3 separate regions of the Homo sapiens genome follow, and all the other regions are linked to region 3. A link is a contact called in ENCODE Hi-C data. All regions are on one chromosome and are shown on one strand. The core of a region is the stretch at or near the end of the contact, and the rest is flanking DNA. Distances in the headings are between cores, read along the strand shown. Region 1 holds the start of PRDM15 (PR/SET domain 15). Region 2 holds the start of TRAPPC10 (trafficking protein particle complex subunit 10). Region 3 holds the start of WDR4 (WDR4 tRNA N7-guanosine methyltransferase non-catalytic subunit).

Region 1 (3,326 bases), core at 819-3,318, 1.0 Mb before region 3:
GAGTTTTATGATTTTCTGTCTACACCACCTCCACTCCCCTGCCCAGAACATTAGGTCCACCAGGTGCAGCCCTCTCTCCATTCACTACAGCGTGGGGGCACATAACAGGTGTTCAGTAAACATTGGTGGAAAGAATGCATGAATGGCCGAATGAATGAATATCTGCCCACACCAGCACTGTGAGGGGAGCTGAGCAGGGCCATCCACACTTTGCAAATGAGGAACGGAGTCTGAAAAATCATTTAAGTCACCGCTCACCATCCCAACCTCTTGAGCGCACGGGTGGAAGACACAGTTGCCTTAAATCTCCCTTCAATCTGCAAAATGGCAGGACTGTTCTTTCCTGGCCTTCTGTACAGATAATGACATCGAAAATGATATGAGAGCCACATCCTAAGTGAAAAGAGTTCTTTGTCAAATATAATTATTCTAAGACAAGCTAGCAGCCTTCCAACTACAGTTGATTTTTAAATTTATTTATTTGTCTTCTGGAGAAATAACCGTCCCGCCTGCTTCCAAAATGGAACATTTAGCTTGTTCTTTGCTGGCTACTTTGCGGCAAAAAGTATGAATCACAGATAGAAGAAAAACAAACTATAAAAAAAATGGTGTTTTTGCTCTTGAAAGTCTAAATTATAGAGCTACTATTTCTTAATCGTTCACCGTGAGGCAGCGATGTCAGGAAATCTGGGGAAGGAGTGAAGCAGTGAAAACGTGGAACACGTGAAAATGTCCGAGCTTGAAACAAAATACGGTAGTGGTGTGTGCACCGGGGTGGGATCACCACCCTTATCGAGTGTTGACATCATTGCATTCTCCAAGGAGAACTGTCACTGCTACCTTTTAAGGTACATCACAAAGCCAGTGGCTCCTTCACATGTCACCACCCTTCAGGAACCAAGCTAGGTTCTCCAAATTCACTTGAGTCTGGCTTAAGCCAATGTGGTTTTTTTAAAACGAGTGTTGGTAGCTTTAAATACACACACAGGTCCACGTGTCTCTGATCACACACTTGTTTCTACCGTTTTAAACTCCCTTTGGGGACTTGGGGGTGAGGGGCAATTTCTGAGCATTTGTGGGGGAAAAAACCATCCACTACATTAGGGGGTTAAGAAAGGTAAATGGGTGATAACTCTAACCACCAGATAGGAGTGTTTATTTCCATGAGTTTTCATTTCTATTTTCTCAAGGCTAACCCCTGCGTGAACACCTCCCCTCTAGCAGGACGCTGCGCGTGGCCCCCGTCCCCACCTGTCCACGCGAGGCGGGCCTCACCTGAGCGGCCGGGCACGCCCCGTCCCCGAACGGCCACCCACCCCGGGTAGGCACGCGTCACCTGTCCATCCACCTCGCTACCTTCTCTCTGCCACCAAAAGGCTTACGAAAATAAGGCGCAGGGGGTCTGGGAGACCCCATCACCAGGACTCAGCTTCTCTAAACGCGGGGTTGGGGGTCCAGGGACCCCCCCGTGCGACCCGCATGGGCTGTACCCGAGGGCGGGGGATAACGACATCCCCTGGGGCCTCGGCGACGACGCCGCCCGGCGGCGGGGGCCGCGGGGCCGCGGGCCGGGGCGGCGAAGACCCTGCGCCGCGCCCACGGGCGAGCGCGGCCCGGCAGCCCCGCGGCCCCGCGCTGGGCCTGGCCGCGGGCGGGCGGGGGGCGCGAGGCAGGGGACGGGGGCGCGGAGCCCGGCCAGGAGCGCCCGCGGCGGCGGGACCCGGCGGGCGGGCGGCGCGCAGGGCGATCCCGGAGCGGCTCCGGGAAATCCAGCCGGGTTTTGACTCCGATCGCCAACGGTGCCCGCAGCCGGCGAATGTAACAAAGAACAGTCGGCATGGCGGCTGGACCGGGGCGGCGCGCGGCTGCCGGGCGCGGGGGGCGGGGGGCAGCGGGCCCAGGGCGCGCCGGGGCTCGCGGGGGCAGCGGGTGCGGCCCGGGGCCGGCGGGGCGCACGCCGGGGCGGGCGGCGGGCGCAGGGCCCGGAGCTTTACCTGCCTTTGGAATGTGCAGAGCGGGATCGGATCCGGACTCCGGGTTGCGATCCGCTCCGGAAACTGCGCAGCACCGGAAGCCGGGGGGCGGCGGCGGGGCATGGCGGGACTTGTAGTCCGCGGGCGGGCGCGGGGGGCGCAGGCGAGACCCTGGCGCGGCCGGGGGTCCTGCGGGTGGGACTGCGGGGCGCGGGCGGCGTGGACGGGGCAGCGGGCGCGCGCGGGGCGGGTCTGGCCGGAGGGAATTCCGCGCGCGGCCCCCCTCCCACGTGGCACGGCCCTGCCGCCCACGCGCGCGGGCAGCTCCCTCTCCACCTCTCCTCGGACGCGTTTCTTGCGGAGTTGGGGAGTGGTGGCGGTGGGTGGGTCGAGTTTTTCTCTAGAACAGGCCTGGGACTTGCCCCCACTCACGGTGACCTCTGGATTTGGCCGGCGGGGCCCTGGGACACGAGCTCTGTGCCCGCGAGGGGAGTCTGGCCTGGCGGGCTCCGCCACGCTACCGGTGAGCACCGGGCCAGCCGCGGACCTGGCTCTCCATTCTTCCCCGGGGGCCTGTGTGGCCTCTCTTGACCCCCTCCACCAAGTGTGTGTGCCATCACAAAACGTGAGACGGAGAAGGGACAGACTTTTCACCTTAGTCCTGGCCGCCCATATTCAGAGAGGCCGACTGTCTTGTTCATTGCTGCCTGGCAAAAACCTACATTCATAAAGAGAAGTGATGAACCGGGGAAAATGATTTTAAATTGATGCCACAAAAGGGCTCGTTTCCCTCATGTACGTGAAACTCTTGTGAACCAATAAAAATATATATGTATATAGAAAAATGAGCAAAGTGTGTGGATGGACAGTTCGTAGGAAATTCAATGGTTCTTAAGCATATGAGAAGCTATTCAACTACGCTGCAATAAGAGAAAAAAAGTCGCAGTGGGATCATTTTTATTAGATTAGCAAAGATTTTTTAAAACGTTTAATACAACCTGGGCAACATAGCCAGACCTTGTCTCTAAAAAACTTAGCTGGGCTCGGTGGCACGTGCCCGTAGTCTCAGCTACTCAGGAGGCTGAGGCAGGAGGGTCACTTGAGTCCCACAGTTTGAGGCTGCAGTGAGCTGTGATCGTGTCACTGCACTCCAGCCTGGGCAACAGAGTGAGACCCTGTCTCAAACAAAAACAAACAAAAAAAAGTTTTAATAGCATAATTTTGAAGAAACTAGAGAAACAAGCTCCTTTACGGGTAGGAGAATAAATTAGCGTAGTTTCCATTCAGATATTTGTGGATATCCATAAAAATTCTAAATGCACATAGCCTTTGACCCACATGCAGGAATGGTGC
Region 2 (3,750 bases), core at 461-2,960, 1.1 Mb after region 3:
CACACAGCAGGAGGTGAGCTTCAGGCCAGGGAGCAAAGCTTCATCTGTATTTACAGCTGCTCCCCATCGCTGGCATTACCGCCTGAGCTCCGCCTCCTGTCAGGTCAGCAGCAGCGCTGGATTCTCCTAGGAGGGTGAACCCTGTTGTGAACTGCACATTGGAGGGGTCTAGGTTGCGTGCTCCTTATGAGAATCTCATCCCTAATGATGTGTCCCTGGCTTCCATCATCCCTAGATGTGACCGTCCAGTTGCAGGAAAACAAGCTCAGGGCTCCCACTGATTCCACATTATGGGAAGTTGTATTTTATTACATATTACAACATAAAAATAATAAAGTGCACAATAAATGAAATGTGTTTGAATCGTCCTGAAACCACCCCAACTTTGTCTGTGGAAAAACTGCATTCTATGAAACTGGTCCCTGGTGCCAAAAAGGTTGGGGACTGCTGCTGTTAATGACTAAGAAAGACCAGGTCTCCCCCTTCCCATTTGGTGATTTTTGTTACAGATTAGCTGTCTCCATTGTCCTGTACCTGACTTAGACCAGACAGCACAGAGACCCCAGGACTGTTTCATCTTCAGTGGGTCCCCAAAGAAAAAGACCACCTCGACTAAACAGACTGTTGTAACTATGCATTAGGCCTTATACAGAAAAGACGCTGAAATTCGGTTAGGCTTCCCGAGACGCTGGCTATAGAAACGACCCCAAATTTCTACGTTTGAGAACACTGACTTCCATTCTTTATAATGTTTCCTGGGCGCCTCAAGCTTCGCATTTGACTAAACTCTAGATTCTGACCCTTTTGATTATTTTTGGTTGACAGTTTTTGTCATTTTATGGCTGGGAGTGATGGCTCACACCTGTAATCTCAACACTTTGGGAGGCCAAGGCTGGAGGATCACTTGAGCCCAGGAGTTTGAAACCAGCCTGGAAAACATAGTGAGATCCCGACAAAAGAAAAGAAAAGAAAAAAATTAGCTGGGCGTGGTGGCTGCCCCCGTGGTCCCAGTTACTGGCGGAGGGGGTGGGGCGGGGGGAAACAAGGCGGGAGGATCGCTTGAGCCTGGAAGGTGGAGGCTGCAGTGAGCCGTGTCCCGCCACTGCACTCCAGCCTGAGCCAACTGAGGAAGACCCTGCTCCAAAGAAAAAAAGAAAAAGAAACACCCGCGCCCCGCCCCCCCCGTTTACGTGCACAAGAAGCCCATATGCAGTTAAGTGTGAGGTTTATTTTGTGGCATTCCGAAATGCCGAGGGCCAGGTCCCCACAAAAACATTTGCGGCGTGAGGGAAACGGGAAGAGCCCAGCGGTAGGCGGAAGGCACGCGCCGGGGACACTCAGCGGCGAGGGCCTGCGGGAGCCCCCAGCGCGATAAGGAGCCCGGCCGGGGAGCAGCGGCCCGCCGCGGGACGCCCGAGCTGCGGGGAACGCGAGGGCAGCGAGGCCGGCGTCTCTGGTCCGGGAGCGTCCAGGCTCGCTCACCGCGCGCGAGGCCCGCCTGCCGAGTCCTGGCCTCAGCTCCGGCGCAGGGCCCAGCGGGGCGCCCACTGCCGAGGGAGGAAGATGGACGTGTCCCGGGAGCCCCGCTCCGCCTCCCACTTCCCACCTCCCGGTCCCGCGCGGCCGGCCCGGGCGCACTTCCGTCGGAGGCGAAGCGCGGCGAAGACCCGCCCCGTGAAGCCTCGCGCGCCCCGGAAATGGTCATGCGGCGGCGCCGAGGCCGGAAGTGGCTGAGGCCGGCAGCAGCGGGCGGCAGCTGCGGCGCAACCGGCTCCGGAGCTGCCTGGCGCGGCCGGGCGGGCGGCGCCGCTCAGGCTCGGGCTCCGGCTGGGCCCGGCGCGGCCTCGGGGCTGCCCATGGGGCGCGGGGGGCCGGGCCGGTGACGCCGGACGCCCATGGACGCCTCTGAGGAGCCGCTGCCGCCGGTGATCTACACCATGGAGAACAAGCCCATCGTCACCTGTGAGTGCCCGGAGGCGGGGAGGGCGCGGCGGTCGTTGGGCGGGCCCGGGCCCTGGCGTTATGCACCCGGCGCCCCCAGACCTTCAGCCCCCGGCGCGCTCCGGGCTGGGCCGCTTCCTGGAGGTGTGACCAGGGCTGCGGCTGAGGCGGGGCCCTCTGACTTTTCGGGGACGCCCTCTGACCTTCCCGCCGGGCGACCTCTGACCCCTGGGGGGCGCCCTCGGGCCGGCTGCAGTTGGAGCCGGTGGAACCCGGCGGACTCTGCCCGGGACTGGGCGCGCGCCGGCGTCGAGGGCGAGGAGCGGGGGCTGCCACCGCCCCGTCCCGCCCCCGTTGAGCCGCGCGCCCGGGACCTGGGGGCCCCGGCCTCTTCCGCCGGGCGGTTTTGCCCGCGGGCGCCCTTTCCCCGACTACGGGGAAGTCCTTGGGGGCTCGCAGAGTTGCAGGCGTTGGCGAAGTAGGAACAGTTTGTTGCGGGGTGAAGCGTCAGGCAGAGCCGCCGGGACTGCTTTCGCTCCTACACACTTCCCCGCCGCGCACTCAAACCATTTTACGGATGAGAAAGCCGAGGCTCGGGCGCTTAGGCGAGCTTGCTCCCCATGAACAGCCTCCCGCTCGAGTCTACACTACGGACACCTGGTGCCTCTTGGGTGTCGTGTCCTCCCCGCACCCCTCCTTTAATGCATACACAAAGGAACTGTTTTTCTGTTACGGGAAAAATGTTCCCTAAATTTTAGAAGTGTGACTCTCCAGAGTTAAATACGGTTAAGAACAGTGAGCTTATGGGAAGTATTGAAATGTTTGTTGGTTGGCTTTTAGGTGACTTGCAGAGAGGTGTTTCAGACTGTTACGATTTTTGACCTTTGACAGTATTCTGTATTTTCATGCATGTATGCAGTTAGTTTTTTTCTAGTTGTCTTTCGTGCTTGGAAAGGAAGCACTCTCTGTTGCAAAATCTGGGTGCCCAGGCCACAGTAGACTGTATGTCGTGAGAACTCCTGTTTCCCTCTCACTCTGTCAGCGGGTGTGCACCTGCTGTGTTCCTTCCTGTTAGATCCCTGAGAAACTGTATATTGAAGGTTGAATTTTGTTGCTTCAGCTTTAGGTGATAGACTTATTTCTTTCCTTCCTTTTGCTTTATTTTGTCTCTTCTCCTCTCCTCCTCTCTCTTTTTTTTCTACAGAGACCTAGACGAGATGATAGACTTTTCTTAGGGAAGTGGACTGTGTCTCATTTAAAATTGGAGACTTGCATAGTTCAGCAGTAGCTGTCTTTTTTCCTCCCCAGAATATTTGTCAGCTGAAAGTCTTTTCCTACTCTGCACCTTCAGCCCCAGAGGGCAGATGTGGGTAGAGCTGGTCTGCAGGCCCTGCAATTTCCCAGGGGCTTTCCCAGTGCTCAGGGAAGATGAAGCCATGCGCAGTTCATGTTAAGTTTTACTGTCTTCCAGAGGTTGAACATTTTTCTCCTAAAGTGCTGTGCACGTTGTGAATGCTGGATACACATTCATTGCCTGTACGGACATCCACACATCTAATTTTATCTTCTACCTCCTAGCTTGCTTACATTTCAATAGCAATATGTATTTATAGGCATTATGTAAATACATTTCTGAGGAGAAAGTTCCTAAGCTCTATTGGATTCAACCATAACTAAAGGGGTAAAGTTTGTTATCTGGTTGCCAGTGTTGGAGATATTTAATGTTTAGTTTTGTACATGCGTGCATCACGGACAGCTGAAGGATGCGGTTTTCTTTCCTACAGATTTATTGGATTGTCATCTTGGTGG
Region 3 (3,801 bases), core at 1,110-3,609:
ATCACTCAGGCTGGAGTGCAAGGGCATGATCTCAGGTCACTGCAACCTCCCCCTCCTGGATTCAAGCAATTCTCCCGCCTCAGCCTTCCCGGTAGCTGGAATTACAGGTATCTGCCACCACGCCTGGCTAATTTTTGTAGTTTTGGTAGAGACGGGGTTTCGCCATGTTGGCCAGGCTGGTCTCAAGCTCCTGACCTCAGATGATCTGCCCGCCTCAGCCTCCCAAAGTGCTGAGATTATAGGCAGAGCCACTGCGCCCAGCCTAACAATGATTTTTAAAAGAGCACTTTGTTAAAAAAAAAAAAAAAAAGTTGATTTTTTTTCTCTGTGGAACAAAAAATATTTGCACACTCATTAAATTAAAAGTTGTATACTTGACAAGAAAACTGTCTAGATACAATATTTCAGGGAACAGTTAACAAACTTTATTTGCTTAATCTCTTATTGGAGTACGTCATACTGCATAGTTCTGTGGGAAAAAAAAGTTCAGTAAAACAAATGAGGGATAAATACTCAACAGGAATTAATATGCTATTCTTTTAGGCACCACAAAATCTATGCGACATGGTTATAAGAAATTACGGGCCGGGCGCGGTGGTTCACGCCTGTAATCCCAGCACTTTGGGAGGCCGAGATGGGCGGATCACGAGGTCAGGAGATCGAGACCAGCCTGGCTAACACAGTGAAACCCCCATCTCCACTAAAAATATAAAAAATTAGCCAGGCATGGTGGCAGGCGCCTGCAGTCCCAACTACTCGGGAGGCTGAGGCAGGAGAATGGCGTGAACCCGGGAGGCGGAGCTTGCAGTGAGCCAAGATCGCGCCACTGCACTCCAGCCTGGGCGACAAAGCGAGACTCCTCAAAAAAAAAAAAAAAGAAAAAAAAGAAATTATGTTCTGATACTGTTGAGCGTTCAGTGGGATTCTGTATACAAATTTCAAAGAGCCATTACTATTTAGAAACATATCTCACCTACCTGAAAGTGTTCCCATGACCCCAGGCACTTACCAACATAAGAATCACCCATTTTCCATACTGAACCTAAACTTCGGTTTATCCCATCCTCACCCCCTGGCACGTATCTTGTACATATTTATAGCCTTTAAAGCGAGTGCACCAAAAAACTTTCCATATGGAACCGTGGACTTGTCTTCCAAGTCAGAAACTCCACCAGCCACTAGAATTTCCTCAAAATGCAAAGACTGAAGGTAAGCAAATCATGTCTAATATATCCACAGCTCACTCTGGCAGATATTAGACCGTGAGTCTCTAAAACAAAATCATCTGGGATATGTGACGGGTTTCTGAGTACAATTTTTGTGAGACCTAACTTAACATCGAATTGGCTTTCTAAAACCAAACGAACAAAAAATATACAGTATATCTGACAGACACGTCGTCCGTTTCAAATATGAAATCACAAATAACCTGGGAAAGGAAACGAGGGGCTGAAACTGACAGCACTACTAATTGCTCCGAGAGTCCTGAGTTAGGACTGTTCCATCAACAAACATTTACTAAGTTAAAAATCCCCTGCGTCGTCCTAGCACTGGCGATACACTAAGGAAGGAGAATAAAATTACGGAAAGCAAAACCCGAGCCGTGCGAAGGGCCACTAGGGAGGTGCGCACTGCGAGCTCCACGTGCACCCTTGGGTTGGGTAAGTGTCGGAGATGACTTGGAGCCCTAAGGAGCAATTAAGGCCAGGTGAGTGGATGCAGGCCGGGAAGAGGGAACAGACAACCCTGCAAAAAGAGGGAGCGCGCTTGGAGGTCAGTGAGCTCGCAGTGAGTAAGCCCCTCCCTTCTCACCAGGGAGACCCGAGACCCGCTTCTTCCCAGTTCTGCAGAGCGTGTTCGGCCGGGCCTTGCTGACTGGTCAGCGTCGCCCCACGTGCTCTACCTACCCGGTCCCCGCCGGCGCCGCGGAGACCGGAAGCGACCCGGCGGCGCTAACCGGGCAAGAACACCGCAGACCAGCCATCTAGTGCAAGGAGCGCGCCGGAGCCGGGGAGCGGACGCCGAGAGCGGACGGCGAAAGCGGACCCTCCAGGCGCAGAGACGCGGCCAGGCCGAGACTGCGGCGGAGGACTCGTGGGCTGGAGCGGAGTTCCCCGGGGTCACCCCAGAGTGGGTGCGACCAGGCGGTGCGGGAGAAGCGGGGTCGCCAGGACCCGACGCGCGCCCGCAGCCTGGTCTCCCTGTTCCAAGACCAAGGCCCCCTCACCTGCTTGCTATGGAGGTGGCCAGGAATCGGCTGCCGCCCCGCACCACCAACGTCTGCCCGCACAACGCCAGTCCCACAGAGCCCGCCATGTACCCGCCCGCCTCACCGCCATACACATGTGCCAGCCCAGAGCCTCTTCCTGTCCGCACCGGTCGGTGACGCCAGGCGCAGACGCCGAGAGATGACGTATACCCCACGTACCGCGCATGCTCAAGGACGAGCCTGCCTTGAGCATGCGTGAAAGGTGCTGTGACCGCCCTCCGGGTTGTGGCTGGTGGCCTTCGGTGTTTCGGGTTTGGCAGTTCACTCACCAAGGTGATCTGATGGAGTGCACTTCGCACGATTCCAAGTACTTGCCTAATGTTCATCCTTTCCTCTAGACGGGGTAGGGCTGGTTCTGGATCTTTTTCCGCGGTAGCTGGAGAGACGTAGGACCTGATGATGGCTACTAGATGCCTGGTAAATGATCCTTCAAGAAGTGAATGAACCGGGGGCCGTGGCTCACATGAAGTCAGCAGTTCGAGAGCAGCCTGACCAATATGGTGAAACCCCGTTTCTACTAAAAGTACAAAAATTTGTTGGGCGTGGTGGCGTGCGACTGTAGCCCCAACTACTTGGGAGGCTGAGACAGAAGAATTGCCTGAACCCGGGAGGCGGAGGTTGCAGTGAGTCGAGATCGCCCCCGCTGCACTCCAGCCAGGGCGACAGAGCGAGACTCTCTCTCAAAAAAAAAAAAAATGTCCAAGATGTGGTCATGGGTGAGGGTGTCTCGGGTGGCGTCAAGTCTGAGGTCGCTAGAAGTAAGCCTACTGAATCTTTGCACTTAGACAAGCCACAGATGCCTTAAAATCTCCGAACTGTAGTGATATTTTCAACCCAAACTATGGTTAGTTTCCAGTGTTCATCCCAAGATCCCCAAAAGCCTCTTACAATCCCAGCATCAGGCACAAAATCTAGGATCTCACGGTCTGTTTTAGATTGGCTTGTCCGGTGCAGCTCCTCTTGATCCAGAGACTTACAAACTAAAAAGATTAATTTTCTCTCCCGTGCACGCAATATATGATGGTGAGCCGGGACCAGATAACCACAATAAATACTTGCATGTGAAAATGAGAAGAGGAGGAGACACAGTAATCACTGGTCCAAAGCAATTCTGAAATCCTACTGGAAGATGTTTTCAGGCCCTACAAGAATAAGAAGTCTTAACCAGGCCCGAGTTCTGCTTCCTGGGAGTATCTCCCCAGGCTGTATCTCAGCACAGCTCTTGCCTCTGCCCTCTTGGGTGTCCCTCCTTTTCCAGCACCTTCTTGGCCATGTTGAAGAATGTGCCCTTTGAGAAACTTTCTCAACCTCCTTCCTGTCATTAGCAAATTGTGAGCCCACAGACCTTTTTTCACTCTAAACTGTTCTGTCCACATTTTGGCAGCTGGTGGTGCTTTGTTCACTACAAGTCCCTTAAAAGCTTTATGGGCTTCTCAAGAATCTGATTCAGGTGCTCTCCATGCCCAAGAAGCCACTCCCACTAGTCTTTTTTTTTTTTTTAGACGGAGTCTCGCTCTGTCGCCCAGGCTGAA

What was found. Hi-C counts contacts between places; a loop is a spot of excess contacts on that map. Pooled maps may share reads with other maps.
Region 1: a loop to region 3 is called in a pooled map, with 12 times the contacts of the local background. The contact joins the promoter of PRDM15 here to the promoter of WDR4 in region 3. A Hi-C loop is called at or near these places in 1 of 168 maps with a recorded cell type or tissue (HCT116), 1 of 37 single-sample maps with no recorded cell type and 6 of 50 pooled maps.
Region 2: a map with no recorded cell type shows a loop between it and region 3 (19-fold over the local background). The contact joins the promoter of TRAPPC10 here to the promoter of WDR4 in region 3. A Hi-C loop is called at or near these places in 2 of 37 single-sample maps with no recorded cell type and 11 of 50 pooled maps.

What each region holds. Positions count from the first base shown.
Region 1 is chr21:41,877,276-41,880,601 of GRCh38, forward strand. PRDM15 (PR/SET domain 15) reads right to left here and starts at 2,069. Exons shown (of 24, transcript NM_001040424.3): 1 at 1,995-2,069. RefSeq lists enhancers at 893-942, 1,943-1,992 and a silencer at 2,143-2,192.
Region 2 is chr21:44,010,599-44,014,348 of GRCh38, forward strand. TRAPPC10 (trafficking protein particle complex subunit 10) reads left to right here and starts at 1,711. Exons shown (of 23, transcript NM_003274.5): 1 at 1,711-1,962. The coding sequence starts at 1,896. RefSeq lists silencers at 1,336-1,715, 1,866-2,535 and enhancers at 3,086-3,145, 3,166-3,215.
Region 3 is chr21:42,877,180-42,880,980 of GRCh38, forward strand. WDR4 (WDR4 tRNA N7-guanosine methyltransferase non-catalytic subunit) reads right to left here and starts at 2,360. Exons shown (of 11, transcript NM_018669.6): 1 at 2,228-2,360. The coding sequence starts at 2,316. It overlaps LOC105372817 (a long non-coding RNA gene), which reads left to right and starts at 2,533. Exons shown (of 4, transcript XR_937765.3): 1 at 2,533-2,576. RefSeq lists enhancers at 422-1,385, 1,386-2,350, 2,003-2,052, 2,083-2,192, 2,263-2,612.